Regions from separate parts of the Homo sapiens genome. Here region 2 is linked to region 1. A link is an interaction called in ENCODE POLR2A ChIA-PET data of the cell type or tissue named here. Cell type or tissue: Panc1. All regions are shown on one strand. Each heading gives the region's core, and the rest is flanking DNA. Links, peaks and the distances in the headings are about the cores only. Region 1 holds the start of LOC105374662 (a long non-coding RNA gene). Region 2 overlaps CLHC1 (clathrin heavy chain linker domain containing 1).

Region 1 (5,382 bases), core at 268-5,267:
ACAATCAGTTGAGGGTCTTAAGAGACTGAGCTCCTCTGAGGAGAAAGAAATTCTGCCTCTAGACTGCCATCGAACTGAAGACTGCAACACCCACTCCTCTCCAGGTCTCCAGGCTGCCCTGCAGATTTTGGACTTGCTAGCTCCCACAATTGCCAGTTCCTTGGAACAGATTTATCTACCTCTCTCTCCTTCTATGTGTGTGTGTGTGGGTGTATATGTATATATACACACACACCCCCACACACACCTATTACACACTGTGTTTGGGTTCTCCAGAGAAACAGAACCAATAGGATGTGTGTGTATATATCTCCTGTTATGTCTACGCACACACACACAGTTCTATTTCTCTGGAGAACCCTAATTAATACAGTGTGCAATAGGAAAAACCTAAAATGTCTTCTCCTACTGTTTATACTCTCAAAGCAACAAAGAGCTAGGTGCAGTGGCTCATGCCTTAATCCTAGCACCTTGGGAGGTCAAGGCAGGAGGATCGTTTGAACCCAGGAGTAAAAGACCAGCCTGGGCAACATAGTAAGATCTAGTCTCTACAATATTTTCTTTAAAAATTAGCTGGACATGGTGATGTGTGCCTTAAGTCCCAGCTAGTTGGTTGGCTGAGTGTCAGGGGGGATCACTTGAGCCCAGGAGGTTCAGGCTGCAGTGAGCTGTGATTGCGCCATTGCACTCCAGCCTGAGTGACAGAGCAAGACCCTGTCTCAAAACAGCAACAACACAGATGTTTCTGGTCACCAAAATGTGTGAGTTTTGGCCACATTAAGCAATTCTCCACTTCTTGGCAGACATTGACTGGGTATCCTACAATTTAATTCAGTTCTGACACTTACTCTAGTCAGCACAGACGCCACAGGTTAAGGGCTCAATCCCATGAGACTGCCCCAAACATCAGATGCCAAGTGCAAATAGTAGGTTCCCAGATTACCCACACCTTTTGTCTGACTTGGTTACAAATCAGAGGTTCCCATGACCCCCCAGGGGTTCAATCATTTGCTAGAATGGCTCACAGAACTCAGAGAACTCTTTACTTTTGTTTACCTGTTATTATAACAGGATGCAATTCATGGCCAGGCATGGTGGCTCACACCTGTAATCCCAGCAATTTCAGAGACTCAGGCTGGAGGATCACATGAGCCCAGGAGATCAAGACCAGCCTAGGCAACATAGTGAGACCCCACCTCTATTTAAAAAAAAAAAAAAAAGGCAGGGGGGATGCAACTCAGGAACAGCCAGATGAAAAAGATGCACAAGGCAATGTATGGGGAAGGGGTTGTGAGCTTTTATGGCCTCTTAGGGGATGCCACCTTCCATGATTTCAGCAACCCGGAAGCTCTCTGAACCCCGTAGTTTGGGGATTTTTATGGAGGCTTAATCATGTAGACATGATCAACAATTAACTCAAATGCAGTCCCTCTTTCCTTCCTGGAGGTTGCAGAGTAGGGCTGAAAGTTCCAAACTTTTAATCATGGGTTGGTCTTTCTGGTGACCACCCCCCTTCCAGAAACCCATGAAGAGTCACCTCATTAGAACAAAAGGTGCTCCTTTAACCCAAGAAACTCCAAGGAATTAAGCTCTGTTTCAGGAACCAGGGTCAAAGACCAAATATTAGAACAAAGAATGCACCTAGCAATTGAGATGCTCAGGAAATTACAAGGGTTTTAGGAGCTGTGTGCCAGGAACTGGGGTCAGACCAAATATATGCTTCTTCTTATTTCACACAGAAGATAGGATGATGAGAGGAAATTTTTAAAGTAACTGTTAGGGGAAAGAGGATCTAGTCCCCATTTTAAATAGGCTTGGGTCAACTGTTTTGTCTGAATTGTATGTGAAAACACAATTTTTCCCCTTATAGTTTCCCTTAATTTTGTATTATTTAAGTGAAAGTGCAGGAGGTTTACCTATTTTTTTAAATGTGCTTTTTATTCTAGTACGTGTGTGTGTATGTGTTTTAATCATAGTTTAAATCATAGTATATGAATTCACATCCTGGTTGTTTTTTTTTCTTCTTTGAGACGGAGTCTCGCTTTGTTGTCCAGGCCGGAAGTGCAGTGGCGCAATCTTGGCTCACTGCAACCTCTGCCTCCCAGGCTCAAGCAATCCTCGTGCCTCAGCTGCCCAAGTACCTGGGACCACAGGTGCATACCACCATGCCTGGCTAATTTTTGTATTTTTAGTAGAGACGGGGTTTTGCCACGTTGGCCAGGCTGGTCTCAAACTTCTGGTCTCAAGTGTTCCTCCCACCTTGGCCTTCCAAAGTGCAGGGATTACAGGCATGAGCCACCACACCCAGCCCCACATCCTGTTTTTATTGTTATATTTATAAGCAAGCAATTTTCTGTGTTGTGACAAACTGTCATAGATATCACTTTTAATGGCTGCATATCCAACCTATTGATATTAACTTATGTACTCATTCCTCTATTGTTTACATTAGATGGTTGTTGATGTTGTTACTGTTATTTAAAATATATAATGCAGCTTGGTGGGTAAAACACGAAATTTGAAAAGCTTTAGACCTGAGTTTGAATCTCAGAAATGCTACTTCTTTTTTTTTTGAGACGGAGTCTCGTTCTGTTGCCCAAGCTGGAGTGCAGTGGCGCGGTCTCAGAGAAATGCTACTTCTTAGCTGTGTGACTTGGGACAAATTACTCAACCGCTTTAATGTGAGATATGGGTGATACTACTTATATTTTATAGGCTGTAACGATTAAGTGAGATAACACATATAAAATGCCTAGTAGAGCACCTGGTACATAGGAGGCATTCAGTAAATGAGAAGTATAAAATTTCCAGTTCACTTTATAAAGTTCATAAGGGCAAGCAATAATTTTATTGTTTCCAACACCTACCATGGTTTATGATGCATAGAACTTAGCATAATACATATTTGCTTTCTTGAGCTTTGCAGAAATTTAGGATTATTTTCTTAAGTGGAATCACTGAGCCAAGGCTTATAGACAGATAAGGCTTTGGAAATGTGTTATAGATTGGTCTCTACCTGGCCAGGGGTGGGTGAAATTGGGCCAGTCGCCAAGGCTGGGCTTGCTGGGGATGGCCTGTTTCAGGAGCATGTTGGGAGTGTGGTAGTTTGGTTTGTGGTGGCTGCTCCTGATTTGGCTGTTCTCAAGTCTCTGGCTTTTGAGAGATATATGAATCTACAATAGCATTTTTGTTGTGATATAATCTCTGAGTACTTACAAAACAATTGCCGAGGTGATATATGATCGTTTCTATGGAAGAGCTTAGGGAGACCAAAGCATCAGGTGAATACACCTTGGTTGCTCCATTCTGAGCCCTTTGGATCCAGCTCTGTCAGCCTGTTCCATACCTGGAAGTGGTATAGCCAGTTAGAAATAATCTCTGTAAAGAGATTAAAGATACTGTCTTTATACAGATTATTGCACATTTATGCTTCTTGACTATGTCAAGGGTTGAAATTCAGTTTAGGCCTTCTACCAAGTAAAGTACCCATCTACCTGAAAGAATCAAATGGCTGTTATATTTAAAGGCAGCATGAGGGAAAAAAGCAGAAGTATGTAAGGCCTCTTTTTCATCATATTTGATAAAAATGAATTAGCAATCTTGATTAGCAAAAAGGCAGGGGATAGATCTCTCTCTCACTCATTTTTTTTTTTTTTTTTTTGAGACAGGGTCTGGCTCTGTTGCCGAGGCTGGAGTGCAGTGGTATGATCTTAACTCAATGCAACCTGCACCTGCCAGGCTCGAGTGATTCTCCAGCCTCAGCCTCCTGAGTAGCTGGGATCACAGGCATGCACTATCATGCTCAGGTAATTAAAAAAAATTTTTGAGAGATGAGGTCTCATTATATTACCCAGGCTGGTCTTGAACTCCTGGGCTCAAGCAATCTTCCTGCCTTGGCCTCCAAAATGCTGGGATTACAGGTCTGAGCCACCATGCCTGGCTGGATATCTCTTTTTTTAATCAATGGGATGAAATAAATAAATTCTCTGAGTTTGCAAGTAGTGCAATAATCACAAATGTTTAGTATTCATAATGGCATATATATATTTAGGTATGAATAATGCTGTTCTGCATATATGCCATTTAAATTAGACAGAGTAAGTTTTGAATTAATTTTCTGGTGTGTAGTAGCTTAAAAGAGAGTGAAGGCTGGTTGTGGTGGCTCATACCTGTAATCCCAGCACTTAGGGAGTCTGACGAAGGAGGATCACTTGAGCCCAGGAGTTCGAGCCGAGGCTGGACAACATAGTGAGACCCTGTCTCTACAAAAAATAAAAAACAAATTAGCAGGGCATGGTGGCGAGCACCTGTGGTCCCAGCTACTTCAGAGGCTGAGGCAGGAGGATCACTTGGCCCAGGAGGTTGAGGCTGCAGTGAGCTGTGATCATGCCACTGCGCTCCAGCCTGGGTGACAGAGTGAGCTCCTGTTTCAAAATAAGAAAGAATGTAAGAATGAAAGAATGAAAGAAAGAAAGGAAGGAAAGAGGGAAAAAGAAAGAGAGAGTGAATACAGTGTACCTTTTGAGAGCTCTGAATATTTTTTAAAAAGTATAATGTCATTTCCTTCCAAAAGAATTTTTTTCCTTTTTAAGTCCAAAAGGTTTTCAAAAGATAAAGATTGCGCATTCTTTACATAGTGTAAAATTAGTTCTTTCAAATCAACTTAATTAAGCTTGAGTAAAGAGATCCTGTCTATGGGACAGTTTGTGGATATGTATTATGTATGTATAAATGTGCAAAAACACTTTACTGGCTATTTATAAAAGACAGAAGGGTCATATGCCCAGTTAGGAAGGGGAGAATATTGTAAAATAAGATTTAAAAACTTTTCTTAGAAAGACGGTTTCAGTATACTTAATTTTTCCTACCCTTTTCTTTCAATAGAGAGTTGTCATCGAAAATAACAAGACTATTCTGGATATGAGTAACACTGAGGAATAAGATACTAAGCCATTAAAGAAGGGTATAAAAATTATGTCTGACACAGGATATGGAGAGAAATATGATGAAGATGAAATATGACAACAGAATCAAGGTAACTGGTATGAATTTGCTCTGTGATATGCAAATACAAGGAATGTCATATTTCATTTTTTTATATCAAATTAAATTTTGCTCAAGACTGCCACCTACCCCGGATAATTAGAAATCTAATCAGTCATTTTGCAGTGCCCCTTCCGTTTCTCTTGAGATTCATCAAAAATATGGCTGGGCATATTGGTTCACACCTGTAATCCCAGTACTTTGGAAGGCTGGGGCAGGAGGATCGCTTGAGCCCAGGAGTTCAAGACCAGCGTGGGTGACATGGCGAGACCCCATCTACAAAAAAAATACAAAAAGTTAGCCGGGTATGGTGGTGTGTACCTGTAGTCTCAGCTACTA
Region 2 (5,382 bases), core at 150-5,149, 140 kb before region 1:
TTCTATCCCGCTCTAGACCTTCCAGATTGGCTCCAGAAGGCAGCTGCTGTCAGTGATTTTCCTTACAGACCATTGCAGCCACCTACCTTGCGCCATGGTCCCGAGACAGCATGGCGTCTTCCCCCACACGGACCTGCAGGTGGCCTCTTAGGAGCTTTCTCGCTGAAGGAGGTCATCCCTCTTAGTCACATCTGAGCAGCACTCACTTAGGCCTCGGCCCCGAGGGTCATGCGGGGGCACCTGGCCGGGTTCCCGGCTCTGTCTGGTCTGGCATCTGTCTGCCTTTGGGCTACCTTTTCGGCACAGCTCCCTGGGCCTGTGGCTGCTACAAGCTGGACTCCAGCTCCCCTGGGCTGCAGTGCTGCTCGCAGTGGTCCAGAAAAGAGGCTGGGCACAGCGGCTCCTGGCTCAGCAGCATCCTTGGCGCAGGCTGGCCCAGGAGCTCCGTGCAGGGTGCTGCCAGTTGACCCAGCCCCGGCTGCACTCAATGTCCGAGAACCGGGCTGGCTGGGGGGCCTCTTTGACGGAGCTTTACTCCAAGTCTTGCTGAATTTCCTGAGGAAAAGCACTGATGTTCTCATGGACACAAGGGAGGCAGAATCTCTTGAAGTAGAATAAACTGCACTCCTTTCCAGTCTTCCTTTCTCAGCTTCTCCTGGACCGCCAGCTCCTCCATGCGCCTCAGACACTCCCAACGCCGCACTGCGGGGGTTCCTCCCGCCCTGGCCCATCTCATCCCCCTTGGCTGTTGATACAGCTCCCCTGTGTGCATGTCGCCCTGTGGCAGATGCTCAGGGACTTCTCAGACTCCAGGATCACTCCGAGTACACTGGCCACACAGCCTGCTGCACAAACTGCAGCGCCAGCTAAGGACCAGGAATCTGACATTGTCGGAGGTGAAGGGATCCTTTGTGACATAGCTTTCCTCCAGGAGGACCATCCACTGGGTGTCGGGGGAGCTTCTGCCCCAAGTAGCAGGAGGGAGCTGTCAAGGCGTGGAGTTCACACTCAAACACTCCCAGAGGACGGCACTCTGCATGGGACGCCATCCAGCTCCTTTGACTGTGGAATCAAGTACATTATCAGCTGGCCCCTGGCTCCTGGCTGTGACCTCCCTTCGCTTGAACTGAGCCTTGTGTGTAAGGGCGTATCAAGTTGTATGGGCTTCGCCGCTGGGTGACCCCAAATGCAACTCCAGGAAGCATGGGTTACCAATGACTTTAAGGTTAACGATCAGCTGGGCGCGGTGGCTGACGCCTGTAATCCCAGCACTTTGGGAGGTCGAGGCGAATGGATCACGAGGTCAGGAGTTCAAGACCAGCCTGGCCAACATGGTGAAACCCCCATCTCTACTAAAAATACAAAAATTAGCCGGGCGTGGTGGCGGGCGCCTGTAGTCCCAGCTACTCAAGAGGCTGAGGCAGGAGAATCGCGTGAACTCGGGAGGCGGAGCTTGCAGTGAGCTGAGATCTCGCCGCTGCACTCCAGCCTGGGCGGCAGAGCGAGACTCCGTCTCAAAAAAAAAAAAAAGTTACGATCCGATCGCGGGTGTGCGTGAACCTGACCCTGCTTCTCTTCTGAACACCGGGGCGTCCTAGGCCCCTGCCGAGGCTCCTGGGGGCGGTGCCTGTGAGCAGGGACCGCTGAGCGGGTCCGGGGGCGCCAGTGGTCCCCGCGAGCCTCCGCGCGCCCTCCCTCGCCCCAGAGCCGTCTGAGGTCGGGGGAACCGTCCCCCGAGGCCGACACGCCGCTCCTCCATCCGGTCCCCAAAGCCGAGAGCGGTCGCGCCGACCCTTGGCGCTCGGAGCACAGCAGGCCACGCCGGCGCGGAACTCAGTCCCGGCGAGCGGGAGGTGCCCTGAGGCTGCGCGGGGCCGGCCCACAGCGCGCTCGCCCCCGCCAGGCCGCCGCCGCCCATGATTCTTTACTGAAAGCGGCATAATGCGGCTGCTTGAAAGCTATACTCTGAAAAATACTGTTACTTTTGACATCATTGAGGGATGGATTTTAGCAGAAGTCCGGACCTCTTTTTGCTTGGTACTTTAATATTAAAGATGAGAATTAAAATAAAGTTTATTATAAAAATAAATACATTATTTATTGCTATTGTGTGCTGGGTGAAGCTAGGCCAGATAAGCGCCGGGGTCGTAAAATAGTTGACCTTGTTTGTGTCAAGAGGCTTACAAATTAGTTTTCCCACATGACACAAATAAATATAAAATACCAAACCTTCTATTAGAAAGTGTGAATTATACATAAGAAACCATCGATTATATGATACATGTGAGAGGAGTTGTGCATAGTTAGCAAGAGAAGAGCTCTTCATTGACTGGTGTTTGGTATTTCTGTCCCAGAGCAGCAGCATATGGCAGTGGAATAGCATAGACTTTTTTTTTTTTTTTTTTTTTTTTGAGACAGTTTCGCTCTTGTTGCCCAGGCTGGAGTGCAATGGCGCGATCTCGGCTCACCGCAACTCCGCCTCCGGGGTTCAAGCGATCCTCCTGCCTCAGCCTCCCGAGTAGCTGGGATTACAGGCATGCGCCACCACGCCTGGCTAATTTTGTCTTTTTTAGTAGAGACGGGGTTTCTCCATGTTGGTCAGGCTGGTCTCGAACTCCCGGACCTCAGATGATCCACCTGCCTCGGCCTCCCAAAGAGCTGGGATTACAGGCATGAGCCACCACGCTTGGCAGCATAGACCTTTTAATACATAGGTTGAAGTATTTATCACAGAGACAGATAGGAAATTTTTTTCTAAAAAAAATACATTTTTAGATCAATATTTGACTTAAGTTAAAAAATTATTATATTAATTGATGCTCTTTTTTTCTTTCAGGCTTATCAAAGTTTTGGCTTTGTTGCAAGAGCAGGTCAAGATTTAGCTGTTCTTCAGTGAACAAGTGTGCAGATTGTCAAATATGTCAGTTCATCAAATAAGAAAACATGCAGTTCTCCCACCTATCATTTGTAGAAGTGACAAGGAATTTTTGGAAAGTGTGCAAAGATACATAATTACAGAAACTGAAAGACTGGGCTGTAGTGAGGAAGGACCTGCTGATGAATATTACATCATATACCGAAATGTTTTTGATAAGGTATCATAAAGCTTTTAAGACAATTAAGTTTTCATGAGGATAGCAATGATCTATGTTGACAACCAATATTCCTGCCTTAGTAACACCACTGTTTGAATGATAACATTCCATTTGCTGATTTTGAGAAGTTCATCCAATTTCTCAGAAAGGCATGAATGGGAAAAATGCAATTCTGGATTTGTATTTCCTGACTGTGAATGAGTGTTTCAGTTATTTTAGCTTGAGAGCAGATTATAAGTTTCCTTTATATATTTTTTAAAGAGAGAGTCTCACTGTATCACCCAGGCTGGAGTGCAGTGGCACACTCATATCTCACTGCAGCCTCAAACTCCTGGGTTCAAGTTATCCTCTTGCCTCAGCCTCCTGTATAGCTGGGACTACAGACTTGTGCCACCACTCCTGACTAATTTTTAAAATTTTTTGTAGAGACAAGGTCTCTGTGTTGCCTAGGCTGGTCTTGCACTCCTGGCCTCAAGCAATCCTCCTATCTTGGCCTCCCAAAGTGCTGGGATTACAAGCATGAACTACCAGTGCCTAGCCCAGACTATCAGTTTTTGATCAACTACCTGGCTGTATGTACCCTCTGATAATAATTTTCACCTTTTCATCTAAAAGTATCATCTGATTTGTTAGGAATTGGGCTGCAAGCAGAAACATGATACTTCCTTGTTATTTTGAGTTTGTTTGTGGTATCATTAAAATCTTGGTTTAGATTTGATCTAACATTAAATTGAGGTTCCTTGTAGATTGGAGTTCTATCTAGAATTATCTAGTCATGGTTTACAAGGAATTAGACTGGAATTAATATTGGAAATAGGGAGATCAGCTTAGAAAATGCTCTGACTTTGTGGAACATATTTGATTTTGCTTTTTACGGTTTTAGAAATACCTATTATCCTTCTAAACAATTGCAGTTTGCCCACCAATCCTAATTTATTTATGCAGCTTTTTTTTTCCACCCCATCCCCGGAAGATGCCTTGACAGTGAAATAAGTGAAATCAGCATCTTTCCTCTTTGCCACAGGAAGTACTTACCTTAAGGCTTCAGTAAACTGTTGGTCTCTGAGAAAACAGTCACAGGCAAAATAGAAACTCAGTCTTTTAATTTTTAAACATTACACACTATGACTCTTATTTCTCCTCTAAATAAAAACCTAGTGCCTCACTCTAAGAGAAAGTGAGGTTCAGATAGTGATATATACCTACCAGTAGAATAAGGAAAGTTGATACGTATTCATAGGAGTATAAAATAGAGAAACAGGGTCTTTCCTTCTTTTTATATCATACAGAAAATCTATCCTTTAGAAGTGGTACATTGGCAGGTTAGCTTCATTTTATATGCTGTTAGGATCAATGATATTGCTCTTGGTGTTTTAGTTATTAAGGAATGCATTGAATGAATGTTTAAATAAAGGTAAGGTATTGAATAGGTTTTATAAATATCAAGAGTCATGCTGCGACTCTACTGTGTGAAATTAGCAAAGGAAAGTCATAACTGTAACATGTTTATCTTTGCATGCCCAAGTGTTAACACTTGTCAGAATTTTTCTTACATGAAGAGCTCTCTGCTTTACATTAATATAGTTATAGTGAAGTCATTTTGGAGGTATTGTTGGTAAATTTAATTCCTAGAGAAAACATATGGTGTTAAATAGAAAATAATATTGACATATATGGTCCCTGTTTCTTTTCTCCTGGTGAGGAGAAAAGATTTCTGTTTGTACTATTTGCACATTGCATAATTGTAAATTTTACCTTGTAAAGAATTCTGTTCTTCAGGACTGAGAGGGGATCTAGAAATGGAAATCATTTGGTACTTTGAGAAACTTTTCTTCTAGCTTCTTGATAACATAATTTACCTTCTTCATTTTCACATTATTTTAGCACATTTGATTGTTAATGAACTATTAATGACTGTCTTCTTTGCTCTTCCTACCCTCTTAAAAGGAACTAGTTGGGCAGAAGATAAAAGTGTCAGCTTGCATCTCTGGGTATTTGGAACTAGGGAACAAATACCAAATTGTGTTTAAAATCAAAGATAGATGGTTTGACCTGGAGAATCATACCTGAATCAAAGCAAGGAGGACTTGAAACTCATACCAAGAGTTGGGGGTGGACTGTAGGGTGAGTGAAAAACCTAGTAAGCAGAGAAGACCAAAGCTTGGAAGAATGAACTTTTTTAGAAATGGATGACTTACTGGGCTAGGTGTAGTAGCTCATGTCTGTAATCCTAGAACTTTGGGAGGATTGGTAGGAGCATCGCTTGAGGCCAGGAGTTTGAGACCAT

What was found. Peaks named below come from ENCODE experiments on the same cell type or tissue, not always from the same donor. Only the 100,000 strongest peaks of a DNase experiment are listed, where the experiment ranks them.
Region 2: POLR2A ChIA-PET joins it to region 1 with 12 read pairs; 3 of 35 experiments call an interaction of 5 or more read pairs at or near these places.

Annotation. Positions count from the first base shown.
Region 1 is chr2:55,080,142-55,085,523 of GRCh38, reverse strand. LOC105374662 (a long non-coding RNA gene) reads right to left here and starts at 5,319. Exons shown (of 3, transcript XR_002959387.2): 1 at 5,229-5,319; 2 at 3,217-3,346. It also overlaps a transcript of RTN4 not described here. In Panc1, for the core only: no CTCF peak of the experiment used is centred there; no DNase peak of the experiment used is centred there.
Region 2 is chr2:55,219,948-55,225,329 of GRCh38, reverse strand. CLHC1 (clathrin heavy chain linker domain containing 1) reads left to right here. Exons shown (of 13, transcript NM_152385.4): 3 at 2,837-3,095. The coding sequence starts at 2,919. It also overlaps the pseudogene CDPF1P1. Among named protein-coding and RNA genes, the nearest start is that of CLHC1, 9.7 kb to the left of the region's middle. RefSeq lists a silencer at 1,552-1,931. In Panc1, for the core only: no CTCF peak of the experiment used is centred there; no DNase peak of the experiment used is centred there; H3K4me3 peaks cover 1,327 bases; H3K27ac peaks cover 1,779 bases.